2 separate regions of the Homo sapiens genome follow, and region 1 is linked to region 2. A link is an interaction called in ENCODE POLR2A ChIA-PET data of the cell type or tissue named here. Cell type or tissue: Panc1. All regions are shown on one strand. Links, peaks and the distances in the headings refer to the core of each region. The heading gives the core; the rest is flanking DNA. Region 1 has its middle 40 kb from the start of HOPX. Region 2 has its middle 8.6 kb from the start of REST.

What was found. ChIA-PET counts read pairs that join two places held together with the same protein. Peaks named below come from ENCODE experiments on the same cell type or tissue, not always from the same donor. Only the 100,000 strongest peaks of a DNase experiment are listed, where the experiment ranks them.
Region 1: POLR2A ChIA-PET joins it to region 2 with 12 read pairs; 3 of 35 experiments call an interaction of 5 or more read pairs at or near these places.

The regions. Positions count from the first base shown.
Region 1 is chr4:56,635,409-56,646,346 of GRCh38, reverse strand. No RefSeq gene overlaps it. Among named protein-coding and RNA genes, the nearest start is that of HOPX, 40 kb to the left of the region's middle. RefSeq lists enhancers at 4,397-5,596, 10,190-10,690. In Panc1, for the core only: no CTCF peak of the experiment used is centred there; DNase peaks (open chromatin) are centred at 4,716 and 5,028.
Region 2 is chr4:56,893,808-56,904,745 of GRCh38, reverse strand. No RefSeq gene overlaps it. Among named protein-coding and RNA genes, the nearest start is that of REST, 8.6 kb to the left of the region's middle. In Panc1, for the core only: no CTCF peak of the experiment used is centred there; no DNase peak of the experiment used is centred there.

The DNA of each region.
Region 1 (10,938 bases), core at 1,357-9,356, 260 kb after region 2:
ACAGTCTTTCTGGTTCTCTAAAATTAAGAAACCAAAAGTGGAAACACTAACAATTATTTATTTAGAATACAGATGTTTACAAGATCCTATTAAACATCCCTGGGCAAGCTTCCTCTTCCTGTATCTTAAAACTTTTCTTCTGACAACAAATACACAGTGCACCAGGGTCTGAGCAAAACAGACTCATATCTAGCATCCTCTCCTGCAACCTAAGTAGTGGGGATCTAAATTGTGGACAAAGCAGACTGAGTATGGTGATTGGTCCATGTCAGGCAATGAGAGGAATACTAAACCAGGTCTAAGATCCAGGTCAGAAGTCTTTCCAACACACTAGAGAGATGATTCAAGAACAATCCAGAGCAACAGCCAGGCACGGTGGCTCACACTTGTAATCCTAGCACTTTGGGAGGCTGAGGCAGGCAGATCACTTGAGCCCAGGAGTTCAAGGCCAGCCTGGACAACATGGTGAAACCCTGTCTCCATTAAAAATACAAAAATTAGTGGAGACTGGTGGCATGCACCTGTAGTCCAACCACATGTGAGGCTGAGGTGGGAGGATTGCTTGAGCCTGGGAGGCAGAGGCTGCAGTGAGCTGAGATCATGCTGCTGCACTCCAGCCTGGATGACAGATTGAGACCCTGTTAAAAAAAAAAAAAAAAAAAAAAAGAACAATCCAGGACAAAACCAGCTGGGCAGAGAGTGTGCCTTTAACTTGGGCCCAGAAGCCCCATTTATGGTAAAAGAATCACTTCCTCTGCCCAATAGTCTAGAGTCCTTGAATGGCATGTGATGGGAGGGAATGAGGGTTCAGTGTCCTTTTAAATGCAAGTATGTTACCAGTACTAATCTCCTTGAGTTTGCTTTTTCAACTGTGAAACAGGGATAGCAACATTCTACTAAATTTTTAAAAAGCACTTTGTAAATAGTCATAATAATTGCTACTGCTACAAAGTACTAACAGACAGGGCAAGGTTTACTTTGATGCCTGAGATAAGTCTTCACAAGAACGCAGAACTCTAAGTTTTATTGTCAGGAGTCTCTTTTGGACACCCAGGGTCATACACCAAAACAATAATGCCCACCCTAGACTCAGAAAAACTGCACAGTGCCCTCTGTCTCCACCTTGTATCCTAGGTGTGCAGTTGCAGACACTGTAGGTTAGCTGGACCCATCATCATACCCAAGCCCCTTCTCTGTTGTCACACTTCTTTCATGAGACTGTAAGGGCTGGAAACATTAAATCCTCTCTTTTCCATTCTCCCTTGAGGCTGTGTGGTCACATGACACAGTCTATCCAACAAGGATCAGGTCAAAGGCGGGAGGTCAAAAAGCCTTTGGGGAAGGCTTTTGCATTTCTTGATAAAAGGGACTTAAGCAGCAGGTTCTGTTCTTCACTCCTTTCTTGCCTTGTACCATTTTCAGTTGTTCATTGTAGAAATAGAAATAAGCAAAAAAAGAAAAGAAAGAAATGATAAAACCAACAAAACTCATAAAAATTACACATGATCGGGCTCCAAAAATTAGGGAGAGGGAAACCCCTGCCTAATGAAACTAATAAATGTTTAAAACACTGTAAAAAATTACCCATGATCCCACCACACAGAGGTAACGTCTTACTAACCTTAATATTATGCTATATCATATTGGGGGAAGGCATGTTTTCTATGCATAAATACACATGCAACAGGGAGAAGAACTTAATTCAGAAGCTAGCAGCAGATTGAACCATTGTTCTGAGAGGATGGAAGGATGCTTCCTAAGGAAAAAATTGGCTGTCTTGTTCAGGAAAACATATTTTTTTTTTTTATTTGAGATGAAGTTTTGCTCTTATTGCCCAGACTGGAGTGCAATGGCTCAAATCTCGGCTCACTGCAACCTTTGCCTCCCGAGTTCATGCGATTCTCCTGCCTCAGCCTCCCCAGTAGCTGGGATTATAGGCGCATGCCACCACACCCAGCCAATTTTTGTATTTTTAATAGAGACAGGCGTTTACCATGTTGGCCAGGCTGATCTGGAACTCCTGACCTCAGGTGGCCTGCCCGCCTCAGTCTCCCAAAGTGCTGGGATTATAGGCATAAGCCACCACACCCGGCCTAGGAAAACATCTTAATAGTTTTGGGGGCTGTGAAATATAGGTCTAGAAGACGAGGAAAAAAGAACTCAGTGGCTGTGCACAATAAAATACCATTTGTCCCACGGAGATTCAGGTAGGATGACGTTTAGGATCCATGGGCACTTGGAGAATGGAGAGGTGGAGGAGAACGATTTGGTAAGGGACGGCAGGCACAATGTCAGCTGACCCAGAAGGCACCAGTGAGAGGCTGGTGGACTGGGCTTAGGAACTTTAAAATATCAAATGTTCTATTTTCAATGACTATCTATACAGTGCTGGGCTTGCTGTCACTATGCTGTAATTGTTTTTTGCTGTCTTCAACCTTCCCAACAGCTCTGTCTCACAAAATGGCCTTGTACTGGTGATGCTTTAGGGATTGGGGAAGGATCTGCTTGAGCCGCGCTTGCAGGAGGCCGTAGACAGTGAAAGTGCTGGCTTCTGTCTGCCTCTTTTCTGGTAATAGCACCTTCACATTTGGGGAACTACTTCTACTTCATGTGGTCCTGATAGAGCCGTTAATCACAGTTCCCCAGATTTCTCCCCCCATGACAGTTAGACCCAGGCTGGCCAATGACAGCGTCATAACCCTTGGCATACATGAACTGAACCAAGTATGGGCTCTCGACCTCCCAGGTTCAAGGGATCCTCCTACCTTAACTTCTCTAGTAGCTTGGGCTACAGGCATGCACCACCATACCTGGCTAATTTTTTTTTTTTCTTGAGATGGGATCTCACTATGTTGCCTAGGCTGGGCCAAAGTCCTTTGCCAGAATTGTTGCAATTGGACCTGGAGAGATGGTTCTACATTGTCACCTTTCATGGAGAGTTGTGAAGATGGAGGGCTGGGGCTGCAGGTAGCCTTTGACTCGGACTCATGGAGAAAGCCATTCTGTAAAGGGAGGGAATGAAGCCAGGCAGATGGGAATGAGAAAGTCCTGAGGCCTTGGTTCCCACTCTTCCCTGGGCTACCCCAGCCTTCCTGGCTCTGTGAACTAGTGAATCCCTTTCTCAGTGTATCTGTCATTTGTAATAAAAAAGAGCCCTTACTAATGGGAGAGCAAATAAAGGAAGAGAGAAGTGCATGGAGGGAGGAATCTCAGCCCCTAGTGTAATTAAGAATATAGGGGAACCAGAGATTCATAGTAAGAGGTAACCAGAAGTAGCACTAGATTTTTCTCAGCCAATGGGAACTTGAGAAAAATTATTTTTACATACTAAAAGAAAAGATAACCCCTGACAAGTGGAGAATTTATGGACCTCAAGGGGTTACATAATTTTTAAAACTATATACAAATGTATGGCAGATAAGTTACCCTCTTTTTTTTTTTTTTTTTAAGAGAAAAGGTCTCAGCTGGGCATGGTGGTTCACACCTGTAATCCCAGAACTGTGGGAGGCTGAGGTGGGCAGATCGCTTGAGCCCAGGACTTTGAGACCAGCCTGGGCAATAGTGAGACCTCATCTCTATTTCAAAATTTAAAATTAAAAAACAAATAGAGACATAATCTTGCTTTGTCACCCAGGCTACATAGAATATGGTGGTGCAATCATAGCTCACTGCAGCCTTGATCTCCCTGGATCAAGGGATCCTCCTGCCTTAGCCTTCAGAGTAGCTGGGATTACAGGCACCTGCCACCACACGTGGCTATTTTTTTTCTTTCTTGACAGCCCAAGCTGGTCACGAACTTCTGGGCTCAAGTAATCTTTCTGCCTCATCTCCCAGTGTGCTGGGATTACAGGTGTGAGCCACTGCACCTGGCCTGTTACCTTCTTGGAGACTTTTTGCTACTCTCTCTCAACTCTGGTCCTCATGTGTAAACTTTGTTCCACATCTTCTATTGTCCACTGAAAGGTCCTTTAAAAACCTCATATTGGGAGGCCAAGGCGGGCGGATCACGAGGTCAGGAGATCGAGACCATCCTGGCTAACACGGTGAAACCCCGTCTCTACTAAAAATACAAAAAAAAATAGCCAGGCGTGATGGTGGGCGCCTGTAGTCCCAGCTACTCGGGAGGCTAAGGCAGGAGAATGGCGTGAACCCGGAAGGCGGAGCTTGCAGTGAGCCGAGATTGCGCCACTGCACTCCAGCCTGGGCCACAGAGCGAGACTCCGTCTCAAAAAAAAAAAAAAAAAAAAAAAAAAACCTCATATCAACTGTTCAAATGTATCCTTGTCTCAACTCAATGTCAGAGTGACTAATAACAATTGTGGTAATAATACAAATAATTTGAAATTTCACATTCTTTTCCCATGATGGACGTGCTAAGAGGTAGTGAAGTGGACACAAGTCAGGCAAGGATCCGGGACATCAGCCACAGCTTATATTGGCAAGGCAGGAGATAAGATTTTTGGTTTTATGAAACCTGGCATTATGAGCCTGGTGAGCTCTATAGAAACAATTATAGAAACAGAGGAGCAAAGGTTCCTAGAGACCCTCTCCTTTACCTTCACCAAGACAATTGTATCATTACAGATAGTGAGTGCTGCTGCATGAGGAATGTGCTCCTGTAAACAAATATCAATGTGGCTTCTTAGAAGAGTCTGCCAACTAAACTTAGAAAAACATAAGAAACGTTTATTTGAATCTCAACTTATATAACTCATCCAACTACTAAATGCAATGACAAACTGACTCATGGTTCATATGAATCAGCCCTAGCATTCCAGATTAGTAATGCAGAAGGCGTTTCTTTCTTCTTTCTTTCTTCTTCCAGATAGAAGCTCTCTCTTCCCACTCCTGTAAAAAAAAAAAAAAAAAAAAAAAAAAAAAAAGCTCTTTAGATAGAAACTTGGCATTCTCTGGGAGTGAAGAAGTCAAGTGTCCTGGGATAGTGACCCTAAGAGGAAGAATCCTCAGGGGCACAGGAACTGTAATCTAGAGAAATAGTTTCATTTCATGTATTCATGTATGAAAAGGAGACTACATATGTGTATTTATGTAGCTAGAAGGGCAGGTTAAGGGAGAGAATTCTGATTGTCCCCTAGCTCTTTTTCCCTTCTTTCAGTAGTTTTATCTGGGAGATGGCTGCGTGTCTAAAGTCTACGTTTTCTCACTTACTTTATAGTCAGGTTTTTAGCCAGCCCCCAAGATGCCTCCAACAATCTCTGCCTCCTGGTATTCACACCTCTGCATAGTCCCTGCCCACATTGTGCCACAGAATTGGTACATTGTGCCACAGAATTGACTAACACAATTAAGCAGAAATACTTCTAGGTCACTTCTGAGATTAGGTTCTAAAGGACACTAAGCTTTCTCTCTATCTCTCTCTCTCTCTCTCTCTCTCTCTCTCTTCCCCCTGGGATTACTTGCTCTGGGAGAAGCATGTTGAGCAGCTCTACATGTTGAGAAGCTCATGTGGCAAAGAACAGAGGCCTCCTGACAACAGCCAGTGAGGAGGTGAGCTCTGCCAACAACCAAGTAAGTAAGCTTAGAAGTACATCCTCCAGACCCTGTTGAGCCTTCAGATAACTGCAGCGCCTTAGCCACTACCACTCAGCTAAGCTGCTCCTGAAATTATTTGATATCATAAATGTTTGTTGTTTTAATCTGCTAAGCTTTGGGATAATTCGTTATGCAGCAATAGATAACTAGAACATTACGTGTGGCCAAGAAAGTAATATGTGCACTTCAGGGTCATGCCTCTAAAAGGAATAAGTATGCTTTCTTGTTTCTCCTTCCCACTTCCTAGAATGCAAGCATAGTAATGAGCCATCTTACTGTCGAAGCTGCATGGGTGACAGCAACACCTTAGGGTTGGAGGACAACCATGCAGAAAGAGCCTGAGTCTCTGCATTATTCAGGAAATACTAGGTTTAACTGCACTAACAAAAAACCTCCAGTCTTAGTGTTTTCAAAGCAGTGGTTTATTTCCAACTCCCTCAAATCTGCTGCAGCTCTGGGCTTCTAGACTTGCAGTTTAGCAGTGACTACGTTCTTCTTCTCAAGACAATGGCCTCTATCAGGAGGGCCCTCTACACAGCTACAGGTCTCTCCAGCTTTTGGTAACATCTTCTTCCCCTTGACCCTCCCTTTGACCCAAGCCTAGAGGTGGTAACTGTTGTTAGCCCCAATGCTTCACTATCCCTTGTTGGTGTCCCTTAATATTCTTCATACCTTTGTAGAGTTCCTTCATTAAACTGCCTTCAATTACCTCTGCCATCTATTTTCTGTCAATATCCTGACCTATCCAATCCTTCTTCCTCAAATGATAGCTACTAGTCAAAACAGCCAATAACATAAGAAATGGAAAGACATGTAAGTCCCAAAGGATGATCTTTTAGATTATAAGCAGAGCGAACATGCACTAGCACCCAAGTCTCACAGTGCATAGAAAAGATATCCCCTTTGTTGTCATCATCAAGATAGTGAGAAGCAGTGGCATCCAAAATATCTGTGAATCTAGGCCAAATCATTCCAGTAAAAAGCTATTTGACCTACTTATTCCAAAATTAAAGCTTATTCCAAAATATTTTCAATATTCAGTTCAAGTATTATTGACATACCAATTAATTCCTCAGCTGGGCTTCCACTGAGTTCAGGCAGAAAGTTCTAAATTAGGGCATGAAGTTTGCCAGGTTTCTGTTTTGAACAAGTGTATTAGTCCATTCTCACACTGCTACAAAGGTACTACCTGAGACTGGGTAATTTATAAGGAAAAGAGGTTTAATTGACTCACAATTCCACATGGCTAAGGAGGCCTCAGGAAACTTACAGTCATGGCGGAAGGCAAAGGGGAAGCAAAGACGTTCTTTACATTGCGGCAGATAAGACAGAGCTAGCAAGAGCAGGGAAAACTGCCTTACCAAACCATCAGATTCATGAGAACTCACTCACTATCATGAGAACAGCATGGGGGAAACCAATTCCATGGTCCAATCACTTCCCACCTAATTCCTCCCTCAACACCTGGGGATTACAACTCAAGATGAGGTTCGAGAGGGGACACAAGGTTCGGGGAGGCCTCCAAAAATCTCACCAGCCACAAAGTATAGCTCACAGCCCAACTCATTGCATGGTGGGGGAAAAAAAACAAAAAAACAAAAGAGGAGGAAAGAGAGAGAGGAGAGAGGGAGGCTGACGAGGTTCACAGAAAGAAAGCTGACTCTTCAAATGAGGAGACGCCTCTTCTACATTAAAAGCAAACAAACAAACAGCCTCATTTGGAAGTCCTCCCTGAGGGGCCACAGGTAGGGGACCTAGAGAAAGATAACCTCATCCAGAATAGAGAATGCGACTTTGCTCCAAACACATCAGCTTCCAACAGGGAATCTGCAGTGGCCAAAGGGGCCGCCAACAAGATAATGGAATATGATTGTTGTCCACAAAGATGCCTAGGACAGAAATTCCTGTAGGATCAACAACACAGCTAGGAAGAAAATGAAAAAGTCAGATTCTTCATCCATTTATTGAAATATTCACCAAGGCTGGGTATGGTGGCTCATGCCTATAATCCCAGCACTTTGGGAGGCTGAGGCAGATGGATATCCAGAGCTCAGGGGTTGGAGACCAGCCTGGGAAACAGGGAGAAACCCCATCTCTACCAAAAATGCAAAAAAAAAAAAAATTTAGCTGGGTGTGGCAGTGCACACCTGTGGTCTCAGCTACTTGGGAGGCTAAGGTGGGAAGATCACTTGAGCCCAGGGGGCAGATGTTGCAGTGAGTCGAGCTCGTGCCACTACACTCTAACCTGGGTGACTGAGTGAGACCCCACCTCAAAAAAAGAAAACAAAGGAAAGAAAGAAAGACAGAGCAAGAAAGAGAGAAAGAAAGAAAAGAGAAAGAAAGAAAGAAAGAAAGAAAGAAAGAAAGAAAGAAGGAAAGAAAGAAAAAAAAAAGAAAATTCACCCATTCTAATCCACAACAAACAATGAAAACAAAATTCAAAATCATGCATACTTGTTAAGATACTTTTTGCTACAAGTGACTGAATACTCAACTGAAAGTGGCATATCAGGTTTTTTGTTTTTCTGTAGGTCATTCCAGGTTCAGTTAATTCAACAGCCTGACTAGGCCAGAGCTCTCAATCATCCTTTCTGGGATTCTCTTCTCTTTCTCCTCATGGTCCCAAGATGATTGCTCCAGTTCCAAGCATCACATCCTACATGACATCATCCAAACACAGGAAAGGTCCTGGCTTTATTTTCAGGCATCTCTCATTTTATTTTATCACAGAGGAAAAGCCTTTTCCCAGAAGCTCCTTAGCAGTCTTCCCTTACCTCTCAGTGTCTGGAGTTGGGCCACATGCCCACTCCATGCCTATAATTGGTAAAGACAATCAGCACTTGGAACAGACTGGCACATAGCAGGAGCTTATTAAATATTTGTTGAATGAATGAAAGGTGGATTGGATTACCATGGTTGGCTTAGACCAATTATAGCCCATTTCCTAGAGCCCATTTTCCTAGAACACATTGTTGACTAATGGCTGAAGAAAACTGGCATTTTCTTATCAAGGAAGAAGGAAGGAACGGCTATTGGACAGTCAATAGTGTATGCCACATTATGCTATTTCTTAAAGCAGGGAACCAGAGCAACCCATTAAAAGGGCTTATTGTTTTCTAATGGTTACCTTGTAAAAAAGTGTTTTTGGATTTAAACAAATTGTTCATGCAAGGGGTATCTCATTAGTGAACAAGTTACACTATTCTAAAGAGAAATGGACTTTTTTTTTCTGCTCCAGCTTAGACATCAGTTCGTACAGATATTCTCCCTGCCTAAACCCCATCTGGGTTGGGTATCCTTCTTCTATGTTATCAGGCACTCTACCTCCCCATGTTACAGCAGTTACCACACTGGATTATATCCACTTATTTATTCTGTTTCCTGCAGTACAGGCTGTTACATGTTCACCAAATCATGTTTTCTTTTCTTGTGTGCTACCTTTCTCAATCCCCTTTGCAGTTAGGTGTGGCCATGTGACTGAGTCTGGTCAATGGAATGTGAGTAAAGTAGTGTATACCACTTTCAAGCTTGGCCATAAAAACTACCTGTGCAATCTCCTGGCTTTCTCTTTCTTAATCTGCTGGCTTAATGGAGAAGACTTTGTGGACATAAAAAAATATGGAAGGAGGCTGGGATCCTGAAGGACTGCATGGAACAGAATACCTGTCTTCTCAGCAATCCACACTATTCTAAGATGAACTTGGTGAAGAATGCATTTTTTATTGTGCTAAGCCACTGAGAATTGAGTATTTATGTGTTTTTGTTATGGTCGTTATCCAACTCTAACGAATACAGTTCCTCAGAATAAAAACTTACTGAAAGTAGAAATCTCTGTCTTGTTCACCATGCTTTCTTGCCCTACCTAGCACAGTGTCTGTCACATAATAGGCACTTAAGACACTTTTAAAAAATGAAATAAACGTAATTCTCCCAACTTGTAGCGAGTATCTACTAAATGCCAAAATAGCTTGAACTTTGTAATGCCATTTAAAAAACCTAAAATATTTCTCCCCAAAATTTTGAGGAGTTAAGTCAAAGACACTGAAAACACAGAGGAACACTCTGCCCCAGCCTCCATTTGCCTGGTGGCAAACTCTTCCTTCCTTACTGGGGACAGCACTTGCTTATGGGTCCAGAGAGGGCATCAGCGGGCACCAGAGGACTCGGGGAACAGATTTTATGATCTTCCCACATTTTCCTGCCTTTTAAAAGACTGGAGCCACTCTTTCCTTTGTCTTGTCACTGTGTAGGATTTATGGCTCTTTGTTAATATAGTATTTAATCTAGGCCCCAAGCTAGCTTGAGTAATACTTTTAAACTGAGGCCTGTCTTGCATGGTGGGCGCAGCATCCACTAATGAACTTCTGCTTGTTTTCCTCTTTTTAATCTGACTTTTGTTTTTAGGAGAGTGTCTCAACTAAGAACCTAAAAATGGAAGAAAAAAAAAAAGAAAAGAAAAAAAAAAGAAATTGTGTTTTCTCCCTTACACTATATTAGTAATTTTTGATATCACTTCATTGCTCAACATAGAAACAAATGTCAACAGAAGAATGGTGAAGTTCATAATTCAGAAAGGAGAGTTTTATTTCTCTTACAAGTTTGCATCCTGTAGGGTGGCCATTCTTATGAGCCGGGAGGCATAGCATCCAGCCAGGGCCCGGAAACAGACACTTCAACGGTGGAAAGAATAAGACAGGAATGTATGGTGAGCAGGGTGGCCAAATATACATATTCAATGAGGTATAGGAGGAGTGATGAATAATTATGAGAGGAGGAACATGTGCATGTGCAACTGAGCGTCATGCCTCTCCATGGGAACCACGTTCCCAAAACGGTGGTGTTAGCATTGATACAAGAATGGAGTGTTTGCTTGTTTGTTTGTTTGAGAAGGAGTCTGGCTTTGTCACCCAGGCTATATTGCAATGGCGCGATCTCGGTTCACTGCAACCTCCGCCTCCCAGGTTCAAGCGATTCTTTTTTTTTTTTTTTTTTTTTTTTTTTTTGAGACGGAGTCTCGCTCTGTCGCCCAGGCCGGACTGCGGACTGCAGTGGCGCAATCTCGGCTCACTGCAAGCTCCGCCTCCCGGGTTCACGCCATTCTCCTGCCTCAGCCTCCCGAGTAGATGAGATTACAGGCACGCACTACCATGCCTGGCCAATTTTTGTATTTTTAGTAGAGATGGGGTTTCGCCATGTTGGCCAGGCTGGTCTTGATCTCCTGACCTCAAGCCATCCACCGGCCTGGGGCTCCCAAAGTGCTGGGATTACAGGCGTCAGCCACCGCACCCGGCCCAAGAATGGAATTTTCAGTCCTCTGAAGTCAAAAAGTGGGGGAAAGGTCATGGAAATCCTCACCGCGCATTCTCCATAGACTGGACAGAACCA
Region 2 (10,938 bases), core at 1,416-9,415:
GCTGCCGGTTGGACTCTGACCTCTTGTTCTGGTTCTGATAACTGGAATAGTGTCTTACTCATTATAGGCATCAACAGCTTGAGCCAGGGAGGTTTTCCCTTCATGCTGAGAAGGGAAGGAGGTGAACAAGAGAACTTGAGACTTGAGCTGGGCTCCTTCCTGCCTTCTTTTGGAGCCTAGATCACATTTGGAACCCGCTCCCATTTTCGTCCAATCCTAATGCCCTTCCCTGCTGTTTCTGCTCCCATTTTCGTCCAATCCTAATGCCCTTCCCTGCTGTTTCTGTCTCTAACATTTATTACTAACATGCTAGGTATTTTTATTTATTTACCCTACTTAGGAACTTAAGCTCCAGAAAGGCAGAGACATTTTTTTATCCCCAGCACCTATAACTCGTTAGTTGCTCAACAAATATTAGTTAGATGAATGGTTACAAAATCCTAGCTTGGTATCACAATCTCTCAAAGTGGGGACCATCCTTACCCATGTCGGTACCCAACGTTCAGTACCCATCACAGTCTTCCCTCATGTTAAGCATGAGCCTGCCTCCTTGAATCTCCCTAATAACTACTGTTAAATAAATTAATGCTCCTGGATCCCTGGTCTTGGGGTTCTACCCTCCTGGTGAAAATCTCCCTGCCTGCTCTTCTGCATATTGTATTCCTAGCACATTCCTGATTTCACGCATCAGCCTCTGGTTGGATATTCCTTGGTGATCATTAACAATCTGTTTTGGCCAGGTGCGGTGGCTCACGCCTGTAATCCCAGCACTTTGGGAGGCTGAGGCAGGCAGATCACCTGAAGTCGAGAGTTCTAGACCAGCCTGACCAACATAGAGAAACCCTGTCTCTACTAAAAATACAAAATGAGCTGGGCATGGTGGCACACGCCTGTAATCCCAGCTACTTAAGAGGCTGAGGCGGGAGAATGGCTTGAACCTGGGAGGCGGAGGTTGCGTGAGCAGAGATCGTGCCAGTGCACTCCAGCCTGGGCAACAAGAACAGAACTCCATCTCAAAAAAAAAAAAAAATGTTTCAACCTTAGGTATCGTTCCATTTGATGGGTTTAAATACAAGTTACATAGCCTATCAACTGCATTGCTCTGCCTCTCTCTTCTCTGGCCTTTACCATTGTCCTTCCTTCCAGAATTCTCCCTCCAAATGTTATGTAGGCCACAAAATGTCACAAATGCAAGAGATCTTAGAGGTGCAGGCTCTTGTTTTATATGTAAAAGGAGACAGGCCTACAAGCTTTTGGCTTGTCCAGGTTTGCACAAGTAGTTAGGGCACAGATGGAGGTAGGACCCATGACTCAATTTCCAGCCAGTCCGGTGCTCTTTCCATGTCTCTCAGACACTTTGTCCAGTCTTCTTTCTGCTCTACCCTGGCCCTATTCCCGAAAACATCTTTTAATCTTTGGGGCCTGATGGGCCACTATGTACAATGGCTTTAGAGATGTATATATTTGAGATAGGGGGACTTTTCAGATCCGCAATTCCATAACTCTGAAGCCTACTTTTTATATTAAGATTAATTACCTTCTGGGCCAGGCCCAGTGGTTCACGCCTGTAATCCCAGCACTTAGGGAGCCCGAAGTGGAAAGATCACTTGAGCCCAAGAGTTCGAGACCAGCCTGGGCAACACAGTGCGACCTCATCTCTAGTAAAAATAATTTTTTAAAAATAGCTGGTGTGGTGAGGTGTGCCTGTAGTCCCAGCTACTTGGGAGGCTGAGGTAGGAGGATTGCTTGAGTGCAGGAGATTGGGGCTGCAGTGAGCCAGGATCACACCACTGCACTCCAGCTGGGTGACACAGCAAGACCACGTCTCGAAAAAAAAAAAAAAAGATTTATTACCTTCTGGCTTGGGAAGCAGAAGCCCTTATTGTCTTCCATGGCATTTAAAACACTCAAGAGCCAACATTGACATGTTAATTTACAAAGCTAATCATCAATTTAGAGGAATATGGACTTGACTCAGAAGACAACTTCTGGCAACCTTTCCCTTCTTCCCAAGGAGAGGTTAAAACCTTCCCACATGAACTCCTAAAGTGCCATAAGTATACTCTTGCGCCTGTTTTCTTTCCCATGTCTTTCTCATCTGTCTGAGAGGGTCTAGAGACAAGAAACTGTGTTGTGTGTTCTCAACATGCTGATATTCCTGACACAGTAAATAAAATCAAACTTCTGGCAAAGTGTATCAACCCAAAGCTAAAGCCAGGCACTGGCTTTATGCATAAATGTTTCCTAGATTAATGAACCTGTACATTTTCCTTGTTTGTCTAAAAATTATCACTAAACCTACTAGAATGGCTAAAAGTTTAAAAAGCTAAGTATAAAATGCAACAAGGGCTGGGTGCGGTTCTCATGCCTATAATTCCAGCACTTTGGGAGGCCAAGGGGCGCAGATCACTTGAGGTCAGAAGTTCAAAACCAGCCTGGGCATCATGGCAAAACCCTGTCTCTACCAAAAATACAAAAAGTTAGGTGTGGTGGTGTGCACCTGTGATCTCAGCTACTCGGGAGGCTGAGGTGGGAAGATCACTTGAGCCCAGGGGGTGGAGGTTGTAGCAAGCTGAGATCGAAACACAGCACTTTACAGCCGGGCACAGTGGCTCCCACCTGTAATCCCAGTAGTTTGGGAGGGCGAGGCGGGCAGATCACGAGGTCAGGAGATCGAGACCTTCCTGGTTAACACGGTGAAACCCTGTCTCTACTAAAAAGTACCAAAAAATTAGCCAGGCGTGTTAGTGGGCACCTGTAGTCCCAGCCATTTGGGAGTCTGAGGCAGGAGAATGGCGTGAACCTGGGAAACGGAGGTTGCAGTGAGCCAAGATTGCACCACTGCACTCCAGTCTGGGCGACAGAGCGAGACGCCGTCTCAAAAAAAAAAAAAAAAAAAAACAATGCGACAAAGATACTGAGCACCTGGAATTCTCTCTCTCTTTTCCTCTCTCTCCCTCTTCTCTCTTGAGACAGGATCTTGCTGCATCACCCAGGCTGGAGTGCAGTGTCATGATCTCAGCTCACTGAAACCTCTGCCTCCTGGACTCAAGCGATCCTCCCCCTTCAGCATCCCGAGTAGCTGGGACTACATGTACGACCTACCACACCCAGCTAATTTTTTAAAATTTCTTTTTTGTGGAGACATAGTCTCACTATTTTTCAGGCTGGTCTTGAACTCCTGGGCTCAAGTGATGCTCCCACCTTGGCCTCCCAAAGTGCTGGGACTATAGGAGTGAACCGCCTGCCTAGCCTATGACTCTAATATTGCTGATGGAAATGCAAACTGTTGTTAACAACTTTGGAAATGCAACACTTTTGCAAACTTGAATTTTCTTATAGACACTTAGCATATAATCCAGTCATCACATTCCTAGATATTTACACAAGAGAACTGAAAACCTGTGGTACCTAAAGACCCAAATGGGAGGTGTCTAACAACTAGAAACAACCTAAAAGTAGTCTAGACTGTGAATGAAAAGCAAATTTGTATCTACCCATTCAATAGAATGATATTGTTGGGGAGGAAAAACTTTTCCTCTATCCTCTTAGGTTGTTTTTTTTTTTTTTTTTTTTGAGACAGAATCTCACTCTGTCACCCAGGCTGGAGTGTAGTGGTGCGATCTTGGTTCACTACAACCTCTGCCTCCCATGTTCAAGCGATTCTTCTGCCTCAGCCTCCTGAGTAGCTGGGACTACAGGCGCACACCACCACGCCCAGCTAATTTTTGTGTTTTTTGTGTTTTTTGAGATGAAGTTTTGCTCTTGTTGCCCAGGTTGAAATGCAACGGCATGATCTTGGCTCACCACAACCTCCGCATCTCCACTTGCGGGTTCAATCGATTTGCCTGCCTCAGCCTCCCGAGTAGCTGGGATTACAGGCACACGCCACCACACCTGGCTAATTTTGTATTTTTAGTAGAGACGGGGTTTCTCGATGTTGGTCAGGCTGGTCTCGAACTCCAGACCTCAGGCGATCCACCCATTGTCTCAGCCTCCCAAAGTGCTGGGATTACAGGCGTGAGCCACCGCTCCCGGCCTATCCTCTTAGGTTTAATCATTGGCGGCATGCAAATCAAATTGACAAAAGACATACTGGCAACATAAAAGACAAATTTTTTTTTTTTTTTGAGACAGAGTCTCTCTATCCCCAAGGCTGGAGTACAATGGCGCGATTTCAGTCTACTGCAACCTCCTCCTCCTAGGTTCAAGTGATTCTCATGCCTCAGCCTCTGGAGTAGCTGAGATTACAGGCACCCGGCACCATACCCAGCTAATTTTTGCATTTTTAGTAGAGAGCCTTTCACCATGTTGGCCAAGCTGGTCTTGAACTCCTGACCTCAGGTTATCTGCCCGCCTCAGCCTCCCAAAGTGCTGAGATTACAGGCATGAGCCACTGCTCCCAGCCCAGAAAAGACACAATTAATCATATATTAAATGTACATAAAAGATTTGATCAAAAAATGTGATTCACGGGGCAGTTGGAATCTGGGCCTATATACCAACTTAATAGAGGAAGGAGAGAGGGAAAAGGGCACTTAGGAGAAAACAAATGACTTTTTGGAAAGACAAATGGGCTTTAGGAGAATAGATGGGAGATATGATAGTTTTGTAACAATGCCTTTTAGATGTGGTGTGCAGACTTCTCTCTCTTCTTTTGTTTTTCTTCAAACCTTGCTTGGTTGAAAGTGACTTCTCATTAGTGGTGATAAGAGTCAATTGTCCCTGGTTGCTTTGCTGGGAAGGGATTTACAAAAACTGAATTCTTTTGGGAGGCTCTGCTTTCAGGGATATAAGAGATTTCAAGAACTCAGATGGCCTTCTACTCAAAATAATTTTTATGCCACAGCTGTGTATTCCGGACTCATTCAATAATAAAATAAAGTAACTACAGATACATGCAACCACATAGATGAGTCTCGAAAGCATTATGCTAAGGGAAAGAAGCCAGATGCAAAAGGCCACTTACCTCATAATTCCATGTGTATACCATTCAGGGAAAGGCAAGCTATGGAAACAAATCAGTGGTTGCCGTGGGCTGGTGGTAAAGGAAGAGGATTGACTACAAAGGGCACAAAGGAATTTTGGGGGGTGACATAATTGTTGTATTTACTTATTTATTTATTTATTCAGAGACAGGGTTTCGCTCTGTTGCCCAGGCCAGAGTGCAGTGGCATAATCATAGCTCACTGCAGCCTCAAACTCCTGGACTCAAGAGATCCTTCTCCCTCAGCCCCTCAAGTAGCTGGGATTACAGGCATGCACCACTCTGCCAGCGGGGTGATGTAATAATCAACATCTCAACTGTGGTGATGGCTACACAACTATATACATTTCTCAAAATTTGTAAAACTAAACTACTTACAGCCAGGCGAGGTAGCTCATGCCTGTAATCCCAGCACTTTGGGAGGCCGAGATGGGCGAGGTGGGGAGTTCAAGACCAGCCTGACCAACATGGAGAAACCTCATCTCTACCGGGCGTGGTGGCAACAAGGGCGAAACTCCATCTCAAAAAAAAAAAGAACCTGAACTACTTACAAGGGTAAATTTTACTGAATACAAATTATACCCCAATAAACCTGACTTTTAATAAATAGAACTATAGGCCAGGTGCAGTGGCTCATGCCTGTAATCCCAGCACACTGGGAGGCTGAGGCAGGTGCGTAACTTGAGGCCAGGAATTTGAGACCAGCCTGGCCAACACGGTGAAACCCCATCTCTACAAAAAATACAAAAATTAGCCGGGCATGATAGCACGGGCCTGTGGTCCCAGCTATTCAGGAGGCTGAGGCACAAGAATTGCTTGAATCCAGGAGGTGGAGGTTGCAGTGAGCTGACATCACACCACTGCACTTCAGTCTGGGCAACAGAGTAACACTCTGTCTCAAAAAATAAATAAACAGGCCAGGTGCCGTGGCTCACACCTATAATCCCAGCACTTTGGGAGGCCGAGGTGGGCAGATCACGGGGTCAGGAGTTTGAGACCAGCCTGGCAAACATGCTGAAACCCCATCTCTACTAAAAATACAAAAATTAGCTGGGCATGGTGGCCCGTGCCTGTAGTCCCAGCTACTCGGGAGACTGAGGCAGAAGAATCGCTTGAACCCAGGAGGCAGAGCTTGCAGTGAGCCGAGATCGCGCCACTGCACTCCAGCTTGGGCCACGGAGCAAGACTCTGTCTCAAAAAAAAATAAAATAAATGAAAATAAATAAATAAATAAACACAAAACTATAAACAATAGATACTAGTTTTTGTGTGAGTGTTTCAGGTATATGCATTGTTTTGGTAAAGTGTTCAAAATCCTTTCATAAAATGTTATATCTGAGAATGTCTTTCCTCCTGATACAGTCTCTATTAATTTATACTAAAAAGTCACTTCCTATCCTTAACCCTATTTATCCAGCTGGTATTTTTTTTTTTTTTTTTTTTTTTGAGAAGGAGTCTCACTCTGTCGCCCAGGCTGGAGTGCAGTGGCACGATCTCGGCTCACTGCAAGCTCCGCCTCCTGGGTTCACGCCATTCTCCTGCCTCAGCTTCCTGAGTAGCTGGGACTACAGGCGTCCGCCACCACGCCCGGCTAATTTTTCGTATTTTCAGTAGAGACGAGGTTTCACCGTGTTATCCAGGATGGTCTCGATCTCCTGATCTCGTGATCCGCCCGCCTCGGCCTCCCAAAGTGGTGGGATTACAGGCGTGAGCCACCGCGCCCGGCCCAGCAGGTATTTATTCAGCACCTTCTCTGTTTAAGGTGCAAGGGTGGTGTGGGGCTAGGAGGTGGGTAGAGAAGTATAAAATGGGTTTTGACTTTCACCAGCTTATTATCTAGTTGAGGAAATAAAATATATCCTGCTTTAGTAAAAGCACAGTCAGTAAGAGCTTTTAGAGTTTGAAGAATTTGCTTCCAGCTAGTAGTCTTGAGCAAGCTTCAAGGAGGAGGTGGAGTTTGTTTTGCCAGAAACGATGCAGCCATGGCACAGTTTACATGGGGAGAGTCCAAAGTACAGAGATCAGTTACCTTAAGGTCATCCCTAATGTGTCAGTCCATGAAAGGCAGGGTAACTGATCCTCGTGAAAGATGAAAAGGCAGAAGAATCAATGCAGGAAAAACAGCTAAACCAAGATGGCACACCAGCCGGAGTTGGAGCAAAAGAATACTGAAGATGAAGTGCACAGGATCAATGGGGTACAGACACCCTTTTACATATGGGTGTGGCTTGCTCCAAAGAGGTATTTAAAAAGCAGGGATCTGGCCAGGCACAGTGGCTCACAACTGTAATCTCCCCGAGATTGTGCCACTGCACTCCAGCATGGCGACAGAGTGAGACTCTGTTTCAAAAAAAAAAGGCTGGGCATAGTGGTTCATGCCTGTAATCCCAGCACTTTGGGAGGCTGAGGCAGGCGGATCACGAAGTCTGGACTTCAAGACCAGCCTGTCCAGTATGGTGAAACCCTGTCTCTACTAAAAATACAAAAATTAGCCAGGCATGGTGGAGGGCGCCTGTAGTCCCAGCTACTCAGGAGGCTGAGGTAGGAAAATCGATTGACCCCGGGAGGTGGAGGCTGCAGTGAGCCCAGATCTCGCCACTGCACTCCAGCCTGGGCAACAGAGTGAGACTCCGTCTCAAAAAAAAAAAAAAAACAGCAGGGATCAAGTCTCTCAGCAAAGCACAACCAATAGCACTACAATCCAATCATAAGCATGGATGTCACAGACAAACTGTAAACTAATGAAGTGCAAGAATTGGGATGAAGTTGAAGTCTAAATTCCTGGATTATACTAAGAAGAAATAACGTATTTCCATAAGAAGCTAGTCTGCATGTAATCTATAAAGACAAAAAAGAAGGTGAAACATTGAGCATTATTAGGCCAGGCGCAGTGGCTCACACCTATAATCCCACCACTTTGGGAGGCAGAGGCGGGTGCATCACTTGAGATCAGGAGTTCAAGACCAGCCTTGCCAACATGGTGAAACCCCATCTCTACTAAAAAATACAAAAATTAGCTGGGCATTGTGGTGAGTGCCTGTAATTCCAGCTACTTGGGAGGCTGAGGCAGGAGAATCACTTGAACCCAGGAGGCAGAGGTTGCAGTGAGCCCAGACCGCACCACTGCACTGCAGCCTGGGCGACAAGAGAGAAACTCTGTCTCAAAAAAGAAAAAAAAGAAAAATTGGACACTATTCACCTAAAATTGTCTAACGATTATTGAGACACTGAATCTGGTAGACAGAGATGCATAATGTAGGTTTAGGACAAGGATAGTTCACTCAGATTTTTCATGGCTTAGATAAATGTCAAGTTTTTGTTTTGTTCTGTTTTGTTTTTTTTGAGACAGAATCTCGCTCTGTTACCTAGGCTGGAGTGCAGTGGCACGATCTTGGCTCACTGCAACCTCCACCTCTCGGGTTCACACGATTCTCCTGCCTCAGCCTCCCAAGTAGCTGGGACTACAGGCGTGAGCCACCATGCCTGGCTACTTTTTGTATTTTTAGTAGAGATGGGATTTCACCATGTTGGCCAGGCTGGGCTCAAACACCTGACCTCAAGTGATCCACCCGCCTCTGCCTCCCAATTACAGGCGTGAGCCACTGCGACCAGCCAAATGTCAAGATTCTTTATCTCTCCTGACATGAAGTTCATACTCGACTGGGCACAGTGGCTCAAGCCTGTAATCCCAGCACTTTGGGAGGCCGAGGCAGGTGGATTACCTGAGGTCAGAAGTTCGAGACCAGCCAGGCCAACATGGTGAAACCCTGTCTCTACTAAAAATACAAAAATTAGCCAGGCGTGGTGGCGCAGGCCTGTGATACTGGCTACTAGGGAGGCTGAAGCAGGAGAATCGCTTGAACCCAGGAGGCAGAGGTTGCAGTGAGCCGAGATTGTGCCATTGCACTCCTGCCTGGGCAACAAGAGCCAAACTCTGTCTCAAAAAACCAAAAAAAGGCTGGGCTCGGTGGCTCACACCTGTAATCCCAGCACTTTGGGAGGCCGAGGGGGATGGATCACCTGAGGTCAGGAGTTCAAGCTGGTCAAGAGACTAGACTGGCCAAAATGGTGAAACTCCATCTCTATTAAAAATACAAAAATTAGTTGGGCATGGTGGCGGGTGCCTGTAATCCCAGCTACTTGAGAGGCTGAGGCAGGAGAATCAACTGAACCTGTGAGATGGAGATTGCAGTGAACCAAGATTGTGCCACTGCCCTCCAGCCTGAGCAACAGAGTGAGACTCTGTCTCAAAAAAAAAAACCACACAAAAAAAAACAGTCCCTACTCATCAAGTAACTTAATGGTTAATAATATGCCCTTCCCAGTATTTTGATTTCTAGCCACAATTAAGTCATTTATCAACTGGTATTCTAAATTATGCATCTCTCCCTACTATTCCGTTACGTCTCCTACCATATCACTTCCTTTTCTCACACTCACTAAACTCCAGCCACACATGCCAGCCTTTGCAGATGCAATCATTATTCTTATTGTTATTATTTTTGAGACAAGGTATCACTCTGTCACCCAGGCTGGAGTGCAGTGGTGGGATCTCAACTCACTGCAACCTCCACTTCCCAGGCTCATATGATCCTCTTGCCTCTCAACACGTGACACTGCCTGGCACGGTGGCTCATGCCTGTAATCCCAGCACTTTGGGAGGCCTGGGTGGGCAGATCACCTGAAGTCAGGAGTTTGAGACCAGCCTGGCCAACATGGTGAAACCCCGTCTCTACTAAAAATACAAAAACTAGCCGGGCGTGGTGGCGTGCACCTGTAATCCCAGCTACTCCAGAAGCTAAGGCAGGAAAATCGCTTGAACCCAGAAGGCGGAGGGTGTAGTGAGCCGAGATCACGCCACTGCACTCCAGCCTGGATGACAGAGTGAGACGCTGTCTCAAGAAAATAAATAAATAAAAATAAACACATGACACCCTGCCCAGCTAATTAAAATATATATATATATTTGTACAGACAAGCTATATTGCCCAAGCTGATCTTAAACCCCTGGGTTCAAGCAATCCTCCCAACCTTAGCCTTCCAAAGTGCTGGTATTACAGGTGCGAGCCACTAAGACTGGCCATATTATCATTATTTTAGAGACAGGGTCTTGCTATGTTGCCCAGGTTGGACTTGAACTCTGGACTCAAGGGATCCCTCCACCTTGGCCTCCCAAAGTGTTGGGATTATAGGTGTGAGTCACCACACCTGGCCAAGTTGTTAATTTTGATAAACTATTTTATTTATTTATTTGTTTATTTATTTATTTGAGACGGAGTCTCATTCTGTCACCCAGGCTGGAGTGCAGTGGCATGAACTCAGCTCACTGCAATCTCCACTCTCCTCGGTTCAAGCGATTCTCCTGTCTCAACCTTCCAAGTAGCTGGGATTACAGGCTTGTGCCACAATGCCTGGCTAAGTTTTGTATTTTTAGTAGAGACAGGGTTTTGCCATGTTGACCAGGCTGGTCTCAAACTCCTTAGCTCAAGTGATCTGCCTGCTTTGGCCTCCCAAAATGCTGGGATTACATGCATGAGCCACCTTGTCTGGTCCTAAACTAACTATTTTAGTTGGTTCACAGTGACATCTTCCATCAGCAAAAATTTCATAGAACAAATAGCTAAGTTATTTTTGCCTAATCCGAGAATTGTTTAGCACAGGAAGAGGAAAATGTTTGTTCACAGAATATAGCACAGAGACAAGAAAGTTAGTTTCAGTTCTCAAGGCAAACAATTTTAAAATACACATTAAGGGATTAGATTAACAATTCATTGGAGGGATGTGGTGGCTCATGCCTGTAATCCCAGCACTTTGGGAAGCCTAGGCAGGTGGATTACTTGAGTCCAGGAGTTCAAGACCAGCCTGAGCAACATGGTAAAACCCAGTCTCTACAAAATATACAAAAAGTAGCCAGGTGTGGTGATGTGTGCCTGTAGTCCCAGTTACTAGGG